5 separate regions of the Homo sapiens genome follow, and all the other regions are linked to region 2. The links are chromatin loops, found by intact Hi-C in ENCODE. Cell type or tissue: dorsolateral prefrontal cortex. All regions are shown on one strand.

The links. A loop is a pair of places that touch in the nucleus more often than their neighbours do. Peaks named below come from ENCODE experiments on the same cell type or tissue, not always from the same donor. Only the 100,000 strongest peaks of a DNase experiment are listed, where the experiment ranks them.
Region 1: it touches region 2 in a loop (9-fold over the local background); 41 of 110 quality-filtered maps call a loop at or near these places.
Region 3: a loop joins it to region 2, with 3.0 times the contacts of the local background. A loop is called at or near these places in 31 of 110 quality-filtered maps.
Region 4: a loop joins it to region 2, with 5 times the contacts of the local background. A loop is called at or near these places in 75 of 110 quality-filtered maps.
Region 5: a loop joins it to region 2, with 3 times the contacts of the local background. A loop is called at or near these places in 73 of 110 quality-filtered maps.

What each region holds. Positions count from the first base shown.
Region 1 is chr18:45,688,985-45,693,984 of GRCh38, forward strand. LOC105372093 (a long non-coding RNA gene) reads right to left here. Exons shown (of 10, transcript XR_935423.3): 7 at 3,411-3,456. Among named protein-coding and RNA genes, the nearest start is that of SLC14A1, 33 kb to the right of the region's middle. In dorsolateral prefrontal cortex, CTCF peaks have their summits at 2,465 (motif pointing right) and 2,664; a DNase peak (open chromatin) is centred at 2,467; H3K27me3 peaks cover 426 bases.
Region 2 is chr18:46,071,237-46,076,236 of GRCh38, forward strand. It overlaps PSTPIP2 (proline-serine-threonine phosphatase interacting protein 2), which reads right to left and starts at 1,024. Exons shown (of 15, transcript NM_024430.4): 1 at 920-1,024. The coding sequence starts at 952. RefSeq lists silencers at 560-939, 980-1,029, 1,160-1,319 and an enhancer at 929-1,430. In dorsolateral prefrontal cortex, a CTCF peak has its summit at 2,683 (motif pointing left); a DNase peak (open chromatin) is centred at 1,055; H3K4me3 peaks cover 1,419 bases; H3K27me3 peaks cover 1,448 bases.
Region 3 is chr18:45,908,242-45,913,241 of GRCh38, forward strand. It overlaps EPG5 (ectopic P-granules 5 autophagy tethering factor), which reads right to left. Exons shown (of 44, transcript NM_020964.3): 22 at 4,049-4,215; 23 at 2,280-2,501. Among named protein-coding and RNA genes, the nearest start is that of EPG5, 57 kb to the right of the region's middle. In dorsolateral prefrontal cortex, a CTCF peak has its summit at 2,368 (motif pointing left); a DNase peak (open chromatin) is centred at 2,360.
Region 4 is chr18:45,974,162-45,979,161 of GRCh38, forward strand. No RefSeq gene overlaps it. Among named protein-coding and RNA genes, the nearest start is that of EPG5, 9.3 kb to the left of the region's middle. RefSeq lists an enhancer at 3,174-3,745. In dorsolateral prefrontal cortex, CTCF peaks have their summits at 106 (motif pointing left) and 308; a DNase peak (open chromatin) is centred at 116; H3K4me3 peaks cover 282 bases.
Region 5 is chr18:45,964,921-45,969,920 of GRCh38, forward strand. It overlaps EPG5 (ectopic P-granules 5 autophagy tethering factor), which reads right to left and starts at 2,409. Exons shown (of 44, transcript NM_020964.3): 1 at 2,257-2,409. The coding sequence starts at 2,319. RefSeq lists an enhancer at 2,168-2,669. In dorsolateral prefrontal cortex, CTCF peaks have their summits at 2,462 and 2,665; a DNase peak (open chromatin) is centred at 2,461; H3K4me3 peaks cover 2,465 bases; H3K27ac peaks cover 1,203 bases.

The DNA of each region.
Region 1 (5,000 bases), 380 kb before region 2:
TTTCCCCATCCCTGCATACTCCCCTGGGTGCTCTTTGAATCAATGTTTAGCCGGATTTCACCCAATCATGAGCGTGTGAGTGGGGAGCACCCCCATGACTTGGCTTCCTGCCCAACACATCACACCACAACCTGTGAATAACTCATCTTCCCCAACACATTATAACCTCTGAGGGGCCAGATTATGTATTTTCATGGCCCCCATTCCAGGCCTGGCACGTGGATACATATTTACTGACAGATGGACCCCTACTTCAGCATCCCTGTAAGCCTGGAATTAATTCCAGGAGGTGGGTACTAAGCAAGATAATGTTTAACCAAAATGCAGATTCTAGCACCTCCCCTGAACCCTAAGATATTGGGATTCAGTAAGTGATGGGGTATCTGCATTTTTACCTGCATCGCAAATGACTTAAGAAGGCCAATTCTCCTGGCTATCTGAAGAACTGAAGGAGGTGGGTAGACAGAGGGGGTCTCAGCACAGGAATTTGAGTAGAATTCACGTAGAAGCCCAGGACATGATTGCATGAGTGGCCATGGGTCAGTGTGCAGCTTGCAAATCCAGTCACTGTAAGGCCTTATCCTAGAAAGGCCCTGACGGGGACTGGGGTTGCGGGGGTGGGGATTGAGGCAGGTGGCTACCATCTGTCAAGAGCAGCAGCAGACCTGCAGCTGGCTCCATGGCTTCTGTGGCCCATGCCCACCCTCCCTCCTTACCATCACAGCAGTCGCCCAAATGGCTCAGAGAGGAGCTCATGGGAACCCCACTTACTGTTGACACTGGGGGAAAAGAATGGAAATATGATTTGGCATAACTTGAGGGACGTATAAATGGTTTGTGCCTTTCACACCCCAAAAACTTCAATTTACCTCCCTCATGAATGTCTTAGAAGCTTCTGCATTCTTTAAGAAAACTCTAGTTTTTACATAAATTTAATATTGACCATATAATTCAACATTCAATTTTATGTTATCTGGTATCACCTGCCACCTGGGTGGAGGGTCTTATTTGCTCAGCAAGATGGGAAACTCTAAAGTCAAAGACCTCATCTTATAATTACTTGAACACAACATACTTTGGAGACCAAACATATTACTGAGCACAGGATATCCGTGCTGCTTGATTCACTTACTATTTGAACTCCTGGTTCTGAGACTGTTATCCGAGGAGAATAAAAGGGTGCTGGATGGGCTTCCATGGAGAGATGGAAACTGTCTGAGTGTTAAGGGCTCAGGCTAGGGAGGAGACAAAACTCTTCTTCTGAAAGTTTCATAGCTTTAGCTCTTATATTTAGGTCTTTGATCCACTTTGAGTTATTTTTTGTATATGGTAGTAGAGTCCCCAATCTTCTGCAAGTGGATATTCAGTTGCCCCAGCACTATTTATTGAAAAGACTATTCTTTTTTGCATATGGGATTGTTTTTCAGAATCCAGAAAAATCTTTAGTTCACATTCCTCTTGCTTTAAGGTAGTATTTCCATAACTCATCAGTCATGGATCTTAAATACATATCCAAAAGAAAAAATTTTAAATAAGAAAAAGTCACATGATCCAATGAGATCCAGGTACATTAAGCCAAATAAAGTTTAACATCTTTCATTAGCATTGGCTTCTCAAAGACTTTAATGCCAGTGTGCTTTTAATGAATCACTTATCCTTCTTTTATCAGAGAAGGGCGTGTGTGTGTGTGTGTGTGTGTGTGTGTGTGTCCACATATTAACATCTCTACGAGTACACTTCCAAACACCTCGAGTTTTGGAATCATTCTTTTGCAAGAGTAGACTTACTGACTTGAATGCTATTGGATTGTTTTAATTTCATCTTGGAGAGTTCGGCTAACAGGATGGTTGGGGTGTGTGTGTTTTGTAGACTTGTAGCTTTTATCTTCAACCAGGTCAGAGCAGAAATAACACAGTAACCTATGAATTCCTCTGGGGTGTTTTTTAGCAACTGAATGTAGAAGCCACAATTTTAGTTTGTTTCTGAACTGTCCATTTTTTTAAACTTAAATATTAAGGTGTGTGTTGTTGTTTTGTTTTGCTTTTTGAAAGTGTGGTCCAAGAACCACCTGAATCAGACTCACTTGGATGTAGTTAAAAAGCGCAGATCCCTAAGGCCCCTTCAGACCTAATAGTCAGAAACACTGGGGCTGGAGCCCAGACTGCACCCCTCCCCCCGCCCCGCCCCGCCCAGGATCCCTGGTGATTCCTGTGCATATCGAAGTTTGAAAAGCATGCTTTTCCTTGAAATTAAGAGACAGTGAACCCAGTTGTCTGCAAAGAGATAGGGGACAGAAACTTACATGTACCTAGGACGAAGATGGCTCTTTCTGTACCTTTGTCCCTTCCCTTCATCTGCACTGCCCACCTTCTGTGCCCTTTTGCATGCTCACACATCCTTCTGTATGATCAACGGACTTGGGCACGCTGCACACTCCTTGGCTTATGAAACTTTCACACTGTCAGCAGAGGGCGCCAGAGACCCTCCAAAAGCCACGGAATGCTCCATTTGCTCGTTGCCCTCCTTTTGCATTCCAGGCTTTTGCATTCTATTCTAGGCATCTAGTTTTCCAGGCTTAGGCCTGTCCCCCACCTCACTGATTCTCAAAGGGACATTGGATCTCAGGAGAGTGCACAGCTTCTAAGAAACGCACTTATTGTGGGGCCTGGAAATTTATTTAATGCCTCTGAGCCCAAATTTCACATCCTAACAAGGAACTAATTTATTAGCCTGTTACTGTAGTTCTTTTAATGGTTAAATGAGGTAACAGGTGAATGTGCCCATGAAGGTCAGCAGCCCAGTGACTGCCAGCACCCTGCCACTGCCACCACTGGTGCAAGTGTAAGCATGGACACTGGCAACCCTGCTCCCACCTGCACCCTGCCACAGGTACAAGTGCACACAGGAATGCAGCAGCTCGACTTCTGCTGGTACCCCAACCCCACCAAGGCATAAGCACCCTGCGGCGCTGCCACAGGTGCCAGAACACGTGAGTGAGCACAGATCCTGCTGCCACCGCCCCAAAGAAGCACTTTGTCTGGCACCACCCATCAGAGGGTTGTGGCTAATGGACCAGGAACACCTTGGACCCTCTGATGCAGCAGGTTCCCAATCTCACGGGGCCAGATAACAAAGCTGGGGTCCTGGTACCAACTCCCCAGACTTAGAGTCCACCAGGAGTGCTGAGCTGAGCCGTGGCCCCTAAAATCTTCCAGAAATGAACCCAGTCAACTGAACCTACCTTATACTGCAATGAAACCCCCAAGGGCAGCAAAGAAGAGAAAAGCAAAGAAAAAAACATGCATCGAAAGGACAGCAACTTCAGAGGTTGAGGGAACATCATCCCACACAGATAAGAAGGAATCAGCACAAGAACTCTGGCAACTCAAAATGCCAGAATGTTTTCTTACCTCCAAATGACCACACAAGTTCCCCAGCAATGGTCCCTACCTGGGGCTGAAATGACAGAAAAAGAATTCAGATTACCGACAGGAACAGAGAACATTATCATTGACATCCAGGAGAAAGTTGAAACCCAATCCAAGGAATCTAAGGAATATAATAAAACAATACAGGAGATAACATATGAAATGGCATTTTGAGGAAGAACCAAACTGATCTGATAGACCTGAAAAACTCACTTCAAGAATTTCATAATACAATCACGAATATTAACAGCAGAATCAACCAAGCTGAGGAAAGAATCTGAGAGTTTGAAGCCCAGTTCTACAAAATAGACAAAAATAAAGAAAAAACAATAAAGAAGAATAAACAAAACCTCCGAGAAATATGGGATTATGTAAAGAGACCAAATCTACAACTCCCTGGCATCCCTGAAAGAGAGAAAGAAAGAGAGAGAGCACGCACATGAGAGCGAGCAAGCACAGATCACAAGCAACTTGGAAAACATTTAAGGATATCATCCATGAAAATTTCCCCAACCTCACTAGACAGGCCAATGTTCAAATTCAGGAAATGCAGAGAACCCTTGCAAGATACTATACAAGATGACCACCCCCAAGATACATAGTCATCAGATTCTTCAAGGCCAAAATGAAAAACAAAATGTTAAAGGCAGCTAGAAAGAAGGAGCAGGTCACCTACAAACGGAATCCCACTAGGCTAATAGTGGATCTTTCAGCAGAAGCTCTACAAGCCAGAAGCAATTGGGGAGCCTGTATTCAGCATTCTTAAAGAAAATAAATTCCAATCAAGAATTTTACAGGCAGTCTAACTAAACTTCATAAGCAAAGGAAAAATAAGACCCTTTTTAGACAGGCAAATGCTCTTGGAATTCATTACCACCAGACCTGCCTTACAAGAGATCCTTAAGGGAATGCTGAATGTGGAAAGGCCATCACTGGCAACTGCAAAAACACATTTAGGTACTGAGACCATTGACACCATAAAGCAACCACACAATCAAGTCTGCATAATAACCAGCTAACAACAGAATGCCAGGATCAAATCCACACATATAAATATCAATCTTGAATGTAAATAGGCTAAATGCCCCAATTAAAAGGCATAGAGTAGCAAGCTAGATAAAGAAGTAAGACCAAAGTATATGCTGTCTTCAAGAGACCCATCTCACATGCAATGGCATTCATAGGCTCAAAGTAAAGGGATGGAGAAAAATCTACCAAGCAAACAGAAAATAGAAAAAAGCAGAGGTTGCTATTCTAATTTCAGATAAAATAGTCTTAAAACCAAAAATAATTTTAAAAAGACAAAGAACATTACATGATAGTAAAGGGGTTCAATTAACCAAGAAGACCTAACTATCCTAAATAGACATGCCCCCAACACAAGGGCACCTAGATTCATAAAGCAAGTTTTTAGAGACCTATGAAGAGATTTAGATAACTGCACAATAATAGTGGGAGACTTCAACATCCCACTGAAAGTATTAGACATACCATCAAGGCAGAAAACGAACAAAGACATTCAGGACTCAATCTCGACACCTGACCAAATGGGCCTAACAGACATCTACAGAA
Region 2 (5,000 bases):
GAGGCAAGCAGGAGCCCCAGTAAGGAGTCAGGGCCCCTTGGCAGCTGCGGTCAACTTTGAGGTTTGCAGCCTCCTGCTCCTGTCTTAAAGGGATGAGGACAGCTCCTCTGAATGAGGGGGCATGGACCTTGAGGGGCACCTGGGGAGTGAGAGGACAGAGGGAAGAGGACTAGACAGAGGAGGGGGACAGGCAGACCTGCTCCCTCCAGGCTGGGCTGGCCCTACCGGGCTGGGTGGGGTACCCCCTCCAGCTTATAGGGTCTCCCACACCATCAGCCCCGCTATGGGGCCTGGACGGAAGGGCTGGGGCAATGGCCTGGGGAGGGGGCTCGGGAAACAAGGCTGTAGAACAGGGAAAGCTCCAGCAAAGGGAAGCCCTCTATGCTGTACGTTTCCTGGAAAGGACGATCCCGGGGGGCAGCTGCTGCTGTCAACCCGGTAAAGCTCACAAGCCCCCACACCAGATCCCCCCAGATCCTCTCACGGCTCAGCTCCAGGGACCGGCAGAGACTCTCCCCGGACGGGTCTCGCCTCCCTAAGGGTCTCTGCTTCGCCTGTGAGAGGAGGGGTTGATGTCCTGACTCTAAGGTGTCTCGGCTCTCTGCGTCCTCAGGAGCACGCGCTGCTGGGGGCGCGGGCGGCAGAGGGTGGGCCCTGGAGTCCGAGCCCCCGGGACTCGCGGGCACGCGGTGGGTAGCGGGGGACAGAGAGGGAACAGCAGCCCGGCGTCCGCTCCAAGTCTGCCCCTCGAGCAGTGGGGCTGGGGCCCCGATCCCTTCACGCGCGAGCTCCGCCAAGCCCCCGGGCGCGCGGTCACCGAGTGGCGCCGGAGCTGGGGAGCCCCCCACGCCCGCCGCGTTGGCCTCCCGCCCGGGCCGGGTCCTGAGCCCCGCGATCCGCTGTCGGCCCCACGACTTACCCAAAAGTTTCCCTTGAACAGTGAGCGCGTCATCGCAGCGCGAGTGGGGGCGCGGAGGAGAGCCGGGCCGCAGGTAGCACAGAGCGGGGAGGCCTGACTGCCACTGCCCGCGGCTCCGCAGACTCAACTTCTGCGTTCCACACTCGCGCAGGGAAGCCGCCCCCGGGTCCTAAACCACTCCCGATTGCGACGGCCGCCGTCGGCGCTCTGCGCTCCCTGCGCGAGACCTGGGCGGGACCCTCGGCGCTCACCCGGCCAGGGGCTGCAGCCCGCACCCGGACCCAGGCCCATTTAAAGCCCCACAGCGTCGGGCCACGATCAATATATCAGCCCGAAGCTAGCTGCCTCCTTCTGGAAGTCTTTGGGTATTGGAAATAACTGGTCCTGGCTTGGGTTCCTGCCCACAAGGCCCCCTGGACAGCACGAAATCCAGGCTCTGCGGGGTGATAGACGGGATCTGATCAGATGGTCGCGAGGACCCGGTTTAAGCTACAGAAGGCCTGGGGCCGACAACTCCCGCAGACGCCTTGGCTTCACGGCGGGCCCCACCGGCACCTGCTGCAGATCAGGCCCTGGGGGACGGTTCATTTTTTATTTTACTTTTTGTTGTTGCAGGTGTTTTTAATGAATGGGGTCACGTTTTAGTCTAAAATGTCATGGAGAGGTCATCTCTGCTGTTTCCCCTTGACTCTAGTCACTTGGTGGTGTCCTAACAGGGCTTCCAGGAGCTCAGCCGCTCTCTGACTCCCTTTCCATTCTCAAAAGGCAAGACCCTTCCCTGCCCATTCCACCCCAGCAAGAGGGGCCCAAGATTCCTTCTTCTCCCTCCACTCTTCCACCCTCACAAATAAAACCCCAGGGCAGGTCAGACCCCTCTCTGCATTGTAGTAGATTGGTACAAAAGTAATTGCGGTTTTTGCCATGACTTTTAATAGTAATGCAGGGCTTATGACAAAGTACTGCCTGGTGCGACAGGCCCGAAGCCCAACCTGAGGCCCAGAGGGGTTGAATGGCTTGCCCAAGATCACAGTTTATTTAAGGGATGAAGAGCTCAAGGTTAGAGCTCTGCCCTTCTAAATAGATGCAAAGACAGACATCCTTCCTGGGGCAGATCCATCCTGGGCAGAGGAATAGGTGCTCAAAGTGGGGAGGATAAAGGTCAAGGTTGCCAAGACTGGCACCAGCCCAGCCTGGAGAAGCAAGCACTCACCCCTGGAGCAGGTTCTAGCTACACCCAGACACAGTGAAAGGGCAATTGCTAGAATTATGTGAAGCACCTGGAACAAGTTCTGCTCCATAAAACTGCAGCCAGCCCCACTCAGATGAACTCCCACCAATAAAGTCATCCACAACTGCAAAGATGGAGAGGTGGCCTCCAGCCACCAAGCATCTCCAAGGGATGCATCCATTTACGTACTTGCTCATATCCTTTGAAAGCAGTGAGATTAGAAGGAAGGCAGAGAAGCCTGGCAGAACCATCAAGGGGCAGCAGAGGACGTGGTAGGCACTAGGAAGCTAGGCTTAACTGCAGGGGGTAAGAAATGGCACAAACTGGGGACATAGAAGCGGGAGAGCTGAAGACACCACTAAGGTTTTTCCTGGAAGTTTTAAATATTCTGGAAAAATAGTTTAGATACAATTCTAATTGTCACATTTTAATTTTTAATACATGTATAATTTTAAGTTATTAGAACGTTTCACAAGCTCTCACAGTACATTGTGCTTGATTTTCGCGACTCAGACTCTAAGCTCCCTGAATTTTAACCCTCTTCCGCCATCTGGTGACAAAGTTTTTAATTGCAAATGGTCATCCACGCTGCTGGAAAATATTCTTCATTCCTCAAACAGCTCATCTCTGGGGCAGGTATTGTGAGTAAAAAAACAAACAAAGTGTGTGCTATATCCAAGGGACATATTTAGGATATTTTACTAACTTCTGTGGTTTGAATGTTGCCCCCTCCAAGAATTCTTGTTGAAACTTAATCTGAAATGAGACAGTATTGAGAGAGGTAGGATCTTTAAGAGGTGATTGGGTCACGAGGGCCACTAGTCCCATTCATGGATTAATGGGTTAGTAGATTAATGGGTTATCAGGAGATGAAACTGGTGGCTTTATGCTTTATAAGAAGAGGAAGAGATGGCTGGGCACAGTGGCTCATGCCTGTAATCCCAGCACTTTGGGAGGACAAGGCAGGTGGATCACCTGAGGTCAAGAGTTCAAGACCAGGCAGGCCAACATGATGTAACCCCATCTCTATTAAAAATACAAAATTAGCCGGGTGTGGCGGCACACGCCTGTAGTCCCAGCTACTTGGGAGGGTGAGACAGGAGAATCGCTTGAACCCAGGAGGCATAGGCTGCAGTGAGCCGAGAGTGCTACTGCACTCCAGCCTGGGCGAGACAGAGTGAGACACCATCTCAGAAAAAAAAAAAAAAAGAAGAAGAAGAGGAAGAGAGGCCTGAACTAGCATGATCAACCTCCTTGCCATGTTACACCCCATGCCACAGAGTCCCTACCAGCAAGAAGGCTGGCACAAATGCGGCCCCTCAACCTTGGACTTTTCAGCCTTCATAACTGTGAGAAATAAATTCTTTTCCTTTATAAACTACCCGATGTCAGATACTCTGTTATAAGCAACAGAAAACATACTAAGACACTAACAAAATTAAACAATATTATAGCAATTATGAAATAATGAAATTATTTAATATATTTAAGACATAATACATTTAAGATAATCGCTGTGAATATTTTGGCATACTCTCTTTCAACTATATATTTGCAAGAGTAAGTTCTTACTGTACATAAAATTTTGAGTCTTGCTTTTTTAACTTAGTATTTCATAAGTATTTTCTAAAATCACTCAATGTATTTTTTCTAACAAAAAGTTTGATAGAATACAGGGCTAGCCACTTTATAAGCAGACAATTTTGCACATAAAAATTGAAAATCTCTGTGAAGGGCTGGGCAGGGTGGCTCACATCTGTAATCCCAGCACTTTGGGAGGCTGAGGCAGGCAGATCACTTGAGGTCAGGAGTTCGAGACCAGCCTGGTCAACATGGTGAAACCCCGTCTCTACTAAAAATACAAAAATTAGCCGTGCGGAGGTGGCGCAGCACCTGTAATCCCACCTACTCGGGAGGCTGAGCCAGGAGAATCGCTTGAGCCTGGGAGGTGGAGGTTACAGTGAGCTGAGTTTGCACCACTGCACTCTAGCCTGGGCGACAGAGTGAGACTCCATCTCAAAATAAAATAAAATAAAAATATCTGTGAAGAGAAATTTGGCCATGTGATCAAAATGTAAAATGCCCCTATCTTTTGACCCATTAAGTCCATGTCAAAAAACTTACCTTACAAATATATTCTCACATATGCAAAGTAAAAGATGACACAGTTGTTCATAGCAGTGTGGTTATTTTGGCAAAAGACTTGAAATAATTAATGTCCATCCATGGAGTACTAGCTCAATATATTGTCATATATCGATCCAATGAAATCATATTCAAGCATAAAAAATGAGGAAGCTCTTTGCGTATTGATATGGAACAATCATCAGATATATTAATAAGTGAAAAACAAGGCAAAACAAGCTGTCACTAGAATGAGAAGAAAAAAGAACACACACACACTTTCTTTTTTTTTTTTTTTGAGACAGAGTCTTGCTCTGTTGCCCAGGCTGGAGTGCAGTGGTGCCATCTCGGCTCACTGCAAGCTCCGCCTCCCGGGTTCACGCCATTCTCCTGCCTCAGCCTCCCGAGTAGCTGGGACTACAGGCGCCTGCCACCACGCCCAGCTAATTTTTTGTATTTTTAGTAGAGACGGGGTTTCACTGTGTTAGCCAAGATGGTCTCTATCTCCTGACCTCGTGATCCGCCCACCTGGGCCTCCCAAAGTGCTGGGATTACAGGCATGAGCCACCGGGCCCGGCCCACACACACACTTTCAATGGTCCCCTCTAAAGTGGGGATCTGGGGCCTGAGAGATAGGAGAGAGCAGAAGAGAGCCCTACTTTTCATCCCATGCCCTTCTGGACCTTAGAATTTATACTCTGTGAGTTTATTATAAACCCAAAGAAAACT
Region 3 (5,000 bases), 160 kb before region 2:
GTCCAGCAGGGGAGGCACGTCACAGATTATTCAAATATGATGCGATAATTGCTAAAACAAAAGGTATGAAGAAGGGGCTCTGACAACAATTCTTAAAGTAGATTTAAATACAGTACACAGAAAAAAATAACTGGAAAAGATGATTTTTACCACAGACCTGGGATCTGAATCTGGAGCTTTTCTTTCCTAGGCAATTCAGTCAGTTATTTTTGCTTAGAAAAGCAAAAATAATACATTCAAATAAAAACATTTTCAGAGAAAATATTAAGAGCTATTTTAAACTTATGCATTGTAGGAATTTTCCAGCTTTAGGCTCAAGAACCATCTCCCACCTCAGAGAATCGCAAATAAATATCACAGCATGTGTGTACGCCCCTCTCATCAAGAAGGAATAAAATCAAATCAGACTTAAAAAAATAAAAGTTCTGGCTGGGCGCAGTGGCTCATGCCTATAATTCCAGTACTTTGGAAGGCCAAGGCGGGCGGATCACAAGGTCAGGAGTTCGAGATAAGCCTGACCAACATGGTGAAAGCTTGTCTCTACTAAAAATACAAAAATGAGCCGGGTGTGGTGGTGCACACCTGTAATCCCAGCTACTCAGGAGGCTGAGGCAGGAGAATCACTTGAACCCGGAAGGCAGAGGTTGCAGTGAGCCAAGATTGTGCCACTGCACTTCAGCCTGGGTGACAGAGCAAGACTCTGCCTCAAAAAAAAAAAAAAATTCCAATTTTCCAGTAAAAACCTTTTAAAAATACAATACTTCCTTCATTTTTATTTTGCTTTTGTTTTTACCAGCAGTGCTAGAAAAATAGTCGGCAAATACACAAATTACTGGGTAGGGGACTGGGAGATGGTCTGGCCTGACTTTACTCAATAAAGTGGAAAATTACCTCCTTTACCTCTGCAACAGCCAGTCCAGGAAGACAGACAAGGACAGGGCTTTGGGGTTCTTACAGGGAAGAGGTTGCTAAGTAGTTCTCTCCTCCAGCTTCTGGCTCAGTGAAATAGATGGCCACTTTATGAACACATACCAGGAGGGGGATATAACAGAGGCAGAAAGGAATATCAAAGACTCTCTTGGCTTATCTAAAATATTCACAGAGAAAGCCGTCCACTGGTTAAGGCTGGTTAAAAATAAGTTCTCCTTCAACAAGCAACATAAGGGAAGAAATCATTCTGGAGGCTGACAGAGAGTCGTAAAAGGTTGAGGGCAAATAAACCTAAGGCCTCAGTGCTAGATGAAATGGGGACCTCACCTAGCTATTGTGTATTGAGGATTAATTCTTAAGAGCCATTTTTATTAAGTCTTATTTGTAAGACTAGTATTTGATTTATATCAAACTTATAAATGAAAGGGGAAGGAATAGTGTGAAAGGAATCCAAACCTACTTCAGAGTTCTTAACCTTTTAGAGGAGGCAAATATTGTACCCTGATTTTATAGGGCACATATTTTTGGGAGATTACTAGACCCCTCATCTCAGGTGGATCCCTGAATCCCGTGAAGGATCTATGAACCACACTTAAAGAGCCCTGCCCTGGTCATTTGTTTCTTTTGAAGAGCTATTCTAAGCTACGTGTGGTGGCACACACCTGTAGTCTCAACTGCTCAGGAGGATCACGTGAGCCCAGGAGTTTGGGGCTGAGGTGCACTATGATCGTCTCACTATAATCGTGCCTATGAATAGCCACTGCATTCCAGCCTGGGCAACATAGTGAGACACTCCTTCTTAAAAAAAGAACTATTCTAGCAAGGTTTTTTTGTAACAGAGTCTCACTCTGTTGCCCAGGCTGGAGTACAGTGGCATGATTATGGCTCATTGCAGCCTTGACCTCCTGGGCTTAAGGGATCCTCCCACCTCAGCCTCCCAAGTAGCTGGGACCACAGGTGCACGCCACCAGGCTTGGCTAATTTTTTTTTTATTTTTTGTAGAGATAGGGTCTCACTATGTTGCCCAGGCTGTCTAGCAGGCTTTAATAGTTGTTTACCTGCTATGATAAAATTTGGCTTATTTCTATTTTTACGTAAAGAAGTAGAAGAGGATTTATCGCTCAGACTACAGGCACTCGACACAAGTACATCCAAACTGTTGATTCAGTTCTCTTGAGGAACATAAAAGAGAAACATTTCAAGATGCAAATCTATATCAAAGCCACCTTCCATATTCAATCTAACCGTGTTAAGAGAATAACATCTAGCAGTTTGTAACACAGTTAACTGCTCCAGCATAGTACCTGTGCTGCAAACAACAATGTAGGTGGCTAAATAACCATACTCACCTCACCAGCTCCTTGTGCAGTTCTGGTGAAGTCAGGTAACCAGGGGTGCCAGAGTGGCTCTCTGGCAGCCCTTCACTGCCCTCTGCTGGAACACGGAGGGCCTTGCTTGCAGCATGGTGGAAGTCAGCCACCTCGGTCAAACGTCTCTTCATTTCTTTCAACAAATTGATATGAGCAGGACTTTGAAAAAACCTTCTTCCAATACAACCATCTATGGGTAACCTTAAAAAACACAAGCACAGATCTATAACCTTTCAACACAAGATGTACTTTCTGTATGGCATAAAATAGCAGTTAATTAGCAAGGCAATTTACTGTGATTGTGGATATACACCATTAAATTAACACCTATTATTTCTACCTCAAAGATTATTTTGATGGTCCAACAAGATGGTGTATATGAAAGTAGTTTTAAAAAGTGTGAAATGCTACACAAATTTAAGACATCACTACTTAGAGGTACAGCATAAAGATGGTTTCTATTCTTGAAGAACTTGCAATCTGGCAAAAACTAAAACAGAAGCGACTAAGAATCTATCTATCTATCTATCTATCTATACACACACACACACACACACACACACACACACATATATATATATATATACATTTTTTTTTTGAGACAGAGTCTCGCTCTGTCACCCAGGCTGGAGTGCAGTGGCATAATCACTGCTCACTGCAACCTCCACCTCCTGGCGACTCTCCTGACTCTCCTGCCTCAGCCTCCCAAGTAGCTGGGATTACAAGCATGCGCCACTGCGCTGGGTTGTTTTTTTTTTTTTTTAGACAGACTCTTGCTCTGTCACCCAGGCTGGAGTGCACTGGCGTGATCACAGCTCACTGCAAGCTCCGCCTCCTGGGTTCACACCATTCTCCTGCCTCAGCCTCCTAAGTAGCTGGGACTGCAGGCACCCGCCACCACGCCTGGCTAATTTTTTTGTATTTTTTTTTTTAGTAGAGACGGGGTTTCACCATGTTAGCCAGGATGGTCTTGATCTCCTGATCTCATGATCCACCCGCCTCGGCCTCCCAAAGTGCTGGGATTACAGGCGTGAGCCACCGCGCCTGGCCGTGCTGGGCCAAGTTTTCTATTTTTAGTAGAGACAGAGTTTCACCATGTTGGCCAGGCTTGTCTCGAACTCTTGACCTCAAGTGATCCTCCCTCCTTGGCCTCCCAAAGTGCTGGGATTACAGGTGTGAGCCACCATGCCCAGCCAGTATCTATATATTTCAAATGAGTAAGTTAAGGGAATGAGGAATTGAGGCAGGAGCTAGAGAGCAATGGTTCGTAATAGTGGATGGCTCTGGCTGGGTGGAGTATCTTCATATGAATCCCATGAAAATGCTGAATATTCCCAAGTACAACCTACAGGTGACAGACAAAGCCTGGCCTTTGTTCACACGCGCACCACTCATCACAAGGTCCCCTCCTACAAGCCCCATGACGGTCACACAGGCAGCCTCAGTTTAAGGCAGTTGCTCTCCCTTTGCATCTCCAGAAGTTCTGTGTGAAACCTTGCCCAATCCCAGGGTGTTGTCTTTACTACACTGGTCATGGAAGATGGTAAAGAGAAGCTGCCACAAGACACCAGCAACTCAATAAAGATCCAGTCTAATAAATGTCAAACATAGAGACAGAGAAAGAGTCCTCACCAGAGATCACCAAAGAATGATTCCAACTCACACTCCACAGTCTAAGAACACATAGAATGAGAGCAGTGCAAAGGCAGAAATGGACTCACAGAAACCTACAATACTGGGCAGCATACCCATACTGTGGTCCCGGACGGTGAAGATACAGAAGGAAGAACTTCTGCCAAATGAGTGGCAGGAGGGGGTGATCAGAAGGTGTGACCAGAGCCTGGTGGGCCCAGCGATAAATCAGCAGCCTCTGGAGGGATGGCACGATGGGGAGCTTCAGCTGGGTCTGGGCTTTCTACAAAAAAGAAAGGGCTTTGAGTAGCCACAAAATGAACATAAATGCAAACGGTTAACTCTTTCTAAGTGATCCAACTGAAACACCAAACATTCTGTTTTCAATTCAATAATATATTTTTTAAAAGTCACATAAAACTCACTTCTCCAATCCACTAGTTAACATTTTAACCTCCTTGGTAGCAAGACATGTAGGGCAGCTTTTTATTCTGTCAAAACACTTCACAGACCCCAAAATGGGTATGGGTCTTAAGAGTCATCTAGTCTAACCTCATTTTCATTTCTGAAATTCCTTGGCGAATACAACGTTATAGTGCAAGGGAATAGAAAGATATGAAAACCAAAAGTAAAGCCGGGGACAGTGGCTCACACCTGTAATCCCAGCACTTTGGGAGGCCAAAGCAGGTGGATCACTTCAGGTCAAGAGTTCAAGACCAGCCTGGCCAACACGGCAAAACCTTGTCTCTACTAAAAATAGAAAAATTAGCTGGGTGTGGTGGTGCACTCCTGTAATCCCAGCTACTCGGGAGGCTGAGGCATGAGAATTGCTTGAACCCGGAAGGTGGAGGTTGCAGTGAGCTGAGATTGTGCCATTGTAAAATTCCAGCCCGGGCGACAGGGCAAGACTCTGTCTCAAAAAAAAAAAAAAGAAAAAGAAAAAAAGAAAATGTCACTATGTGACTGTCAAACTTTATCAATCTTTTGAAAATTCAGATTTCAAAAGGACATTCGAGAATGCTGAATTCTTTGAGAGGCTCTGAAACCCAAAAGCAAATTCTTTAACAG
Region 4 (5,000 bases), 97 kb before region 2:
AGAGTAAAAGCAAGGTTCAGTGAAAGCTGCTGAACTCTAGAAGGTACGCTGGGTTGACCTTTCTTAAATCTCCTTCCAAAATTCCATTCCAGAGTCTCTGTTGCCATCTGGTGGCAATGCCTGCTTGGTGAAACCTCTTACATATGATTTCCGAGAAGTCATTCATGATACAGATAGTTACTTTCTGTACATCATAACAGCACAAGGCGTTATTTCATCATTCTTCATTACTAAATGCATTTTTTAAAATTGCGAAAGAATCAGGTTGCTTCTACATTATTTCAGTTTCTTGAGACAATTAGCTCCCAGAGCAAGTACGTACCAAAAATGTACAACCTATGTTTTTCTAACAAACTGTCTTCCATAGGTGGGCTCTTTTCCATTAACAGACTTTTGCTTCCATAGGCAGCAAAGCATATAAACTTTGTCCTTTTTTTCCTCTTATAATCTCCAAACATTAAATGAGTCATACAAGTACAGTTGACCCTTCAACACTGCAGGAGTTAGGGTCACTAATCCTCCACACAGTTGAAATCTGCATATAAATTTTGACTCCTCCAAAATTTTATTTTATTTTATTTTATTTTACTTTATTTTATTTTTGAGATGGATTTTCACTCTTGTTGGCCAGGCAATCTCGTGCAATGGCACGATCTCGGCTCACTGCAACCTCCCCGCTTCCCGGGTTCAAGCGATTCTCCTGTCTCAGCCTCCTAAGTAGCTGGGATTACAGGCATGTGCCACCACGCCCGGCTAATTTTTTTTTTTTTTTTTTTTTTTTTTTTTTTTTTTTTGAGGGGGAGTCTCGCTCTGTCACCCAGGCTGGAGTGCAGTGGTGCCATCTCGGCTCACTGCAAGCTCCGCCTCCCGGGTTCACGCCATTCTCCTGCCTCAGCCTTCTGAGTAGCTGGGACTACAGGCACCTGCTACCACACCCGGCTAATTTTTTTTTTTTTTTTTTAATGGAGACGGGGTTTCACTGCGTTAGCCAGGATGGTCTTTATCTCCTGACCTCATGATCCACCCGCCTCGGCCTCCCAAAGTGCTGGGATTACAGGCGTGAGCTACCGCGCCCAGCCCTAATTTTGTATTTTTAATAGAGACAGGGTTTCATCACGTTGGTCGGCTGGTCTTGAACTCCTGACCTCAGGTGATCCACCCGCCTTAGCCTCCCAAAGTGTTGGGATTACAGATGAGAACCAGATATTTAAGGCCATGAAATTTAAATGTATTTGGCACTTAAATGGAAATTTCTGGCAATAGCTGTCCCTTCAACCTAAAACAAAACTATACTAAAAGACAGACAACAAAAATATAAGCCAGGGCTGGGCGCGGTGGCTCACGCCTGTAATCTCAGCACTTTGGGAGGCTGAGGCAGGTGGATCACCTGAGGTCAGGAGTTCGAGACCAGCCTGGCCAATATGGTGAAACCCCATCTCTACTAAAAATACAAAAATTAGCCGGGCATGGTGGCAGGTGCCTGTAATCCCAGCTACTCGGGAGGCTAAGGCAGGAGAATCGCTTGAACCCCAGAGGTGGAGGTTGCAGTGAGCTCAGATCACGCCAAAAAGAATTCTAGCCCCTCTCATCTTGACTTGGTGGCTAGTGCCCTTTTATTTGTTTTATGAGAACAATTTAGCCTTTTGGGAAGGGCTGTTATATAAACTATCACTAAATTCCTTCCCAAAGCTAGTTTGGCCTATGCCCAGGAATGAACAAGGACAGTTTAGAGGTTAGAAGCAAGATAGGGTCAGTTAGGTCTGATATCTTTCACTGTCATAATCTTCTCAGTTAATATTTTTGCAAAGGCGGTCTCAGTCAGGGTGAAATGAAATGGTGATAACATCTGTGCTGCACCATAAAAAAGAACGAGATCATGTCCCTTCTGGGAACATGGATGGAGCTGGAGGCCATTATCTTTAGCAAACTAATGCAGGAACAGAAATCCAAATACCACATGTTCTCCCTTATAAGTGGGAGCTTAGTGATGAGAATACATGGACACAAAGAGGAGAACAGACACTGGGATCTGTTTGAGGGTGGAGGGTGGAAGAAGGGAGAGGATCAGAAAAGATAACTATTGGGGCCATGCGCGGTGGCTCACACCTGTAATCCCAGCACTTTGGGAGGTTGAGGGCTGGAGGATTGTTTAAGCCCAGAAGTCCAAGACCAGCCTGGGCAACATGACGAAACCCCGTCTCTAAAAAAACACAAAAATTAGCCAGGAGTAGTGGCACATGCCTATAGTCCCAGCTACTCAGGATGCTGAGGTGGGAGGATCACTTGAGCCTGTGAGGTGGAGGTTCGGTGAACCGAGATCATGCCACTGCACCCCAGCCTAGGCAACAGAACAAGACTCTGTCTCAAAAAATAACTATTGGATACTAAGCTTAGTACCTGGGTGATGAAATAATCTGTACAACAAACCCCTGTGATACCAGTTACCAATATTGAAATGCTTCATTCTCTTTCACCCATTCATGAGAAATAATTATTTCTCCCTTGAACCTCACAGGTCTTTGTAAATGCCTCTATTACCACATTGCATTTCAATTATGTTCATATGTAATGCAAGCCATTAGAATGCCAAACCCTTGTGGTTCAGTCTTGATGTGATGTCATGATTAAAGAGGCACAGGCAGACCAAAAAAAAAAAAAAAAAAAAAACTATGCTGCAGAATCACAGTTACTGAGGCCTCACTCGTGGTGAATTTGGGTGAAACAGGTGGAAGAGCTCATGCAACATTACTAACACTTGAAAGATATGGGGCAAAGGTAATTCTAAGGACTATCAAGTAGGTTGGTTTTTATCAACTGCTGTTGACACACTGCAGAAAATCACAAGCTTGGGTCACTTAGGGAATAGTGGGAAAGCCAGAAAGCCCTTATGGCATCATTTAAAGAGATGCATTTTGCAAAATTATAAAGATAACGTGAATATAAAAAGAAATGATGTTACTTCCAAATTACTTTATCTTTCTTCAGATCCCCTGAGTCACGGGTCAGGAGGGCACATCAGTAATCCTTCCTGCAGTGGAAATGGTACATTCTGGTTTCTTTGTTGTTGTTGTTTATAGAGACGGCATCTCACTATGTTGCCCAGGCTGGTCTCAAACTCCTGGGCTCAAGGGATCCTCCCACCTCAGCCTCACAAGTAGCTGGGACTGCAGGTGCATATGACTGCACTGCGTAGAAACGGTACATTCTGGATCAGGCCTAAGCAAATCCAGGGAGCACAAGTATGTTGCCCCAAAAGGTGATGCAGACTCATCAATTACCCTTCTCTGTTGTATCTGTGCCTCTCCCTCACCTCATACCTATGGCCTCAGAGAAGGCATTCTTCAACCCAGTTGATGGAGAAAAACTCAGGCCTGGTCAAGAATAGGTCAGCTCTATATGTTAATTGTTGCTCTGTACCCGTGTGGACTGCTGCCACATGACAGTCCACTCAGGAGGGACTGTGGAAAACAGCAGCGAAGAGGAATACGCTCAAAGCACAGGAGTCAAGCAGTCCAGCTGCTCATCAGCTTGCTGTGAAGGGAGACATAGCCCACAGTAAATAATATACATAGATTCCTGGGCTGTGGCACGTGACCTGACTGATTGGCAAGGGAGGAAATAGAAGACTGAAGACAGGCTGGGCATGGTGGCTCACGCCTGTAATCCCAGCACTTTGGGAGGCTGAGGCAGGAAGATAGGTCAGGAGCTCGAGACCACCCTGGCCAACATGGTAAAACCCTGTCTCTACTAAAAATACAAAAATTAGCCAGGCATGGTGGTGGGCACCTGTAATCCCAGCTGCTCAGGAAGCTGAGGCAGGAGAATCGCTTGAACCCAGGAGACAGAGGCTGCAGTGAGCCGAGACCACACCACTGCACTCCAGCCTGAGCGACACAGGGACACTCTGAATCTAAAACAAATAAAATAAAAATAAATAGAAGACTGAAGACAAAGAGGCCTAGAGAAGAAGCAGGCAAGTGGCCTCTGGAATTAGGCAACAAAATGTGCAACTCTTTGTGTCTCATACCAAGGCCTATGAGAGAATATCCATCACAAAGCAGGTGCAGAGCAACCAGGTGGCAGGGATGACTCATCCAGTGCAGTAAGCAAGCCTCTGTCCTTGGCCACTCTGGTGCTTCCTCAATGGGCCCATTAACAGAGTAGCCATGGTGGCAGGAATGCAGCTAAGGGGACTTCCCTGCTCACCAACCCCGATGTAGCAACTACCACTGAATACCTGATCCATTAGCCTAGAGACTGAGGCTGAGCTCTAAATATGTTACCAGTCCTCAAGGAAACCAACCATCCACTTGGTGGCAAATTGATCCCATCAAACCCATTCTACCCTGGAAGCATTTCTGTCTACTGGGATTGAGTTCAAGAATGGATTTGCCTTTCCTGCTAGCCTTGCCTCAGCCAGCACCACAATCCAGGAGCTTATACAGTGTGTAATGTAACATTATGGTTTCCACATAACATCATCTTAAACCAGTGTTTCTCAATTTTTTTTCTTTTTTTCTTTTTTTTTTTAAACGGAGTCTTGCGCTGTCTCCCAGGCTGGGGCGCAGTGGTACGATCACATCTCACTACAACCTCTGTCTCTCAGGTTCAAGTGATTCTCCTGCCTCCCCGAGTAGTTGGGATTACAGGCACATGCCACTGGGCATGGCTAATTTTTGTATTTTTAGTAGAGACGGGGTTTCACCATGTTTTGGCCAGGCTGGTCTTGAACTCCTGATCTCAAGTGGATCTGCCTGCCTTGGCCTCCCAAACTGCTGGGATTACAGGCACGAGCCACCTCACCCGGCCTTCAATTTTTTTTTCATTATCACTCCCTTAATATCCTTTTTAGACTTTTTTTTCCTGTCAGCCTATGAAACTTTTCTTTTTTTATTTCTTTCTTTTTTTTTTAACATGCCTTCTGAATTCAAAAACTCCCATGAAATTTTAATACCACAGATATACTGTATTATTCCTCCTCCTCCTCCTCCTCTCTTCTT
Region 5 (5,000 bases), 110 kb before region 2:
CCAGCCTGGGCAACAAAAGCGAAACTCTGTCTCAAAATAAATAAATAAAATTCCTGAAATTTGGTACCAAAATGACTTTCTCACCAGAATAACTCCTCACAGACCTGGATACACCAATGTGTCTAACTCCACTACAGCCGTTTAAAAAGTCATATCAAGAAAACGTGGTAAATACTCAGCATGGAATACTATGCAGCCATAAAAAAGAACAAAATCGTGTCCCCTGCAGCAACATGGATGCAGTTAGAGGTAATTATCCTAAGCAAATTAATGCAGAAACAGAAAATCAAATACCACGTTCTCACTTATAAGTGGGAGCTAAACATTAAGTACACATGGACACAAAGAAGGGAATAATAGACACCAGGGCCTACTTGAGGGCAGAAGGTGGGAAGAAGGGAAGGATAAAAAAACCACCTGTCAAGCACTATACTCATTACCTGGGTGACAAAATAATCTGCACACTAAACCACCAAGGTGTGCATTTGCCCATGTAGTAAACCTCCACTTGTACCCTCTAAACCTAAAATAAAAGTTGGAAAGAAAAAAAAAGAGCATCATAATGAAAGAAATCCACATAAGTCATCTACAGTCTACTAAGTATGGTACCTATGAACACTACCCTCCTGTTAAAACCTTGTTCCCATGAGAAAATCGGATTACAGTATCATGCTTAAATTACACCTGCTTTGGAACATCACCCACTTCTGGGGAAAAAAATGTCCTGTACTTGTAATACCATCCTCCTTATTTCCCAAATGTAAACTCTGTTTCAGGTAAGCCAAAATTATGAGGTCTGGCCATGCGGGAGCAGCATTTAATCTGTTCATCTTAGAAAATATATATAAATAGGGTGGGCGCGGTGGCTCACGCCTGTAATCCGGGCACTTTGGGAGGCCAAGATGGGCGGATCACCTGAGGTCAGGAGTTTGAGGCCAGCCTGACCAACAAGGAGAAACCCCGTCTCTACTAAAAATACAAAATTAGCCGTGTGTGGTGGCGCATGCCTGTAATCCCAGTTACTCGGGAGGCTGAGGCAGGAGAGTCGCTTGAACCCGGGAGGCGGAGGTTGCGGTGAGCCGAGATTGCACTCCGCCGAGATTGCACTCCAGCCTGGACGACAGAGCGAGACTCCATATCAAAACAAAAACAAAAACAAAACAAAACATAGGCTGGGCGCGGTGGCTCACGCCTGTAATCTCAGCACTTTGGGAGGCCGAGGCGGGCGGATCACGAGGTCAGGAGATCGAGACCATCCTGGCTAACACGGTGAAACCCCGTCTCTACTAAAAATACAAAAAATTAGCCGGGCGTGGTGGCAGGCGCCTGTAGTCCCAGCTACTCGGGAGGGAGGCTGAGGCAGGAGAATGGCGTGAACCTGGGAGGCGGAGCTTGCAGTGAGCCGAGATCGCGCCACTGCACTCCGGCCTGGGCGACAGAGCAAGACTCTGTCTCAAAAAAAAAAAAAAAAATACATATACATATATATACACACACACATATGTATATATGTACGTATATATGTATATATGTGTACATATGTATATATGTGTATATATGTACTATAATAAAATGAAAATCCAGACTGCACTTATAAACAAATCAACTTAAAATCACTCTAATACCACATGTAGTCTAATACAGGAAACTCAGAAAATTCAAACACTTCCCTACTGTGTGAGTCCCGCCCTGGGTTAATTTCTAGCCATTCATGCCCCTTATAAACAATCAAGACAATAAGAAATAAACAGAGGCAGCACTACTATCATCTTGAACTTTCAAAGTGATCAGAAATGGCACAGCACTAGTCTACTTATAAAGTTCTGCCAAAGGTACCTTCTCCGCGTGGAGGAGGGGAACATTCCCTCTTTATGCATGGCAGGGACTAAAAATGTTCTAGGATATAAAAGAGTAAAGAGAGAGTCAACGATGGGGCTGGAAAGAGAAAAATTATTTCACGGCAGGAAACCAGACCCAGGTGAGGAAAGCCAAGAGAGCAGAAAAGGAAGAGGCCAGTGAAGTCACAGGAGGGAGAAGGAAAAATGGGGTCCTGACAGAGTGTGGCAGGGGGATATGGAGAAGGAATGGAGGAGAAGGGCCGGTGTCAACGGGTGGTGGGATCAAATATTGGAAGGTGGAGGCGGAAGATGCAGAGGGCTCAGGGAACGGGAGTAGAATTGGCTGGGGAGGCCGAAGAGAGGAGCAAGGAGACACAGCACACTGCCAGAGCCTCGGGAGGGTGGGGGAGATCCTCACCTTTGTTTTAGTCCGGCTGGCCTTGGCCTTGGCCCGGCGCTGGGGCTTCACCGCCTCGGCCATAGACCCTTCCGCGGCGCCGTCACCGTTTGTTTTTGTCAAACCCCTGCGCTTCAAGCAACCTGCCCGGTTCTGGCCTCCGGACTGTCACATGATCGAATCTCCGCCACTCCCGGAGAAGAGGCGGTGAGTCGGCGCCTCTACGGGCCGCAACGTAGGACAAACCACTCCAGGACGCATTTGCACTGGAGGAAGGCAGGCCCGCCCCCTTCCCGGAGCCCAGGCCCCACCCCTAGCCCTGGCTCCACCCGGCGCGCAGGTGTCTTGGGTTGCGCTGGACAAGGGCAGCGACCCAGGCTGACCCACCTCCTCCGTCTCCCGGCTCTGCGGAACCTCACTCAGTGCGGATCCCGGGCGCGCTCGCACACCTCACCCGCGTCGGCTTGAAGAAATCCGGAAAGTGGGTTTGCCATTCTTTTTTTTCATCTTCAGATAAACCAGATCCAGTCGGTTAGCCTAAATCCGCACTGCGCGCAAGGAAGAAACCCTGACGCCCATCGGGGTGTGCACTTCGGCGTCCTCTTTTGTAAAGGGGAATGATCACACCTGCCTTTTCGGATGTCATGAGAATTTAATGGGCTCTCCCAGAAAGGTGCCTGGTAGCGGCAGGCATGTCGGTACATGGTAGTTATTAATTATCATTACTGTACAAATTCCCAGACTGGAAAAAAGACATGTGCTCCTAAAAGGACAGGCAAACAGGTAACAAGATAAATAAGATCCGTAAAAGTATTCTTAGTATACATTTTACAGTGTGCTTCATTTGAAATTTCCAGATGTGAAAAACTTGTCCACATCTTCCCTTCCCAGCTCTAGGATTTCTGTGATTTGCTTGTATCCTTATTGTTAGTGTCTGTCAATCCTCCCAGAATGTAAGATCCTCAAAGGCAGGGTTCTTAATTTTGTTGCCTGATGTATCCAAGGGTCTTTAGAACACTGCACGTAGTAGCACATAGTAGATACTAAATAAATATTTCGTGAATCACACAAATGAGTATGAGTTTTGTCTGGCGGTGGGGTAAGATCGTTGAAATGGAGTGGGCCAGGCGCAGTGGCTCACGCCTGTAATCCCAGCACTCTGGGAGGCCGAGGCGGGTGGATCACCTGAGGTCAGGAGTTCAAGACCAGCCTGGGCAACATGGTGAAACCCCAACTCTACTAAAAATACAAAAAAGTCGCCGGGCATGGTGGTGGACGCCTGTAATTCCAGCTACTCGGGAGGCTGAGGCAGGAGAATTGAACCTGGGAGGCGGAGGTTGCAGTGAGCCGAGATCGCACCATTGCCCTCCAGCCTGGGCAACAAGAGCGAAACTCCCATCTCAAAAAAAAGAAAAGAAAAGAAAAAGAAGAAAAGGAAATGGAGTGTATGGGAGGGAGGAAAAAGACCATCCACCCACCTGTAGCATACCCTAGAATAAAAAATCCAGCAATATGGCATGAAAAATGGAAAAGACTTCAGAGATGCAGTTTGCTTGTTTGTGATGATATTTTAATTGAGTATATAATACAATTTCGTGTATTTTGTTCCCAAATCCTCAACAACAAAAATTATTAAGCTACTCAGAATATACATGTACTTTGTATGTCCTGGTGTGTGTGTGTGTGTGTGTGTGTGTGTGTGTGTGTGCATGTATATAAAGTTATCACCTGCAAAGAGTTGGCCAATATAAACAAAATCTTTATACCACCATTACTATCCATAACTTTTGCTGATATTTCTCCCAGTCTGGAATACCCTTGCTCTCTGACCTCTCCCAGTTTAAGTCATTTATGACATTTAAAGTTCTCTATGTGCTACCCACTACTTGGTCAGCAAAACACAACTGACCCTACTCTCAATTTGCATGTTTTACAGTTTAGTTGGGAAGCAGACACAATGCATAGATACATTGTGATACGTGTATCATCGCCTAACTGGTAAAAGAGGCATACATTGGAAAGACTGAATGAAGGGATGACACCAGGGCAGGGGTGAGTTCCACACAAAAAAGAGGTTAATCAGGGAGGATGGGAGAAAGAGGAGAAGGAGGAAAGAAATGAAGGTTCTTTAAAAAGCACCTCAGCCTGGCACAGTGGTTCACACCTATAATCCTAGCATTTTGGGAGACCGAGGCAGGCGGATTGCCTGAGTTCAGGAGTTCGAGACCAGCCTGGGCAACACAGTAAAACCCCATCTCTACTAAAATACAAAAAATTAGCCAGGCCTGGCAGCGTGCGCCTGTAGTCCCAGCTACTTGTCCCAGCTACTTGGGAGGCCAAGGCAGGAGAATTGCTTGAACCCAGGAGGTGGAGGCTGCAGTGAGCCAAGATCGTGCCACTGCACTCCAGCCTGGGTGACAGAGCAAGGCTCCGTCTCCAAAAAAAAAAAAAAAGCAACTCAAAACCACAGCCTCCTAGGACTGCATAAGGTACTTCTGCTGCATTTATGTGGCTTACTGCACTTCTCAAGATGGTGAATGTGAGTATGATGTATGATGACTGGAGAGGCCAGAGAGAGCCAGATTGCTCTGTATAAGCAGAGATTTAGAGAATTTAGAGAGGAAGGAAGAACAATATATAAGGGGAGGTGGAAACGAAGTCACCTGGCAGAGGGCTAACTACTAAGGAGACCTACATTTTCCATCACGAAGTTATCTGTCGTTGGATTAATTTCAGAAAGTGAGGCCAACAGCCAGACAATTCAA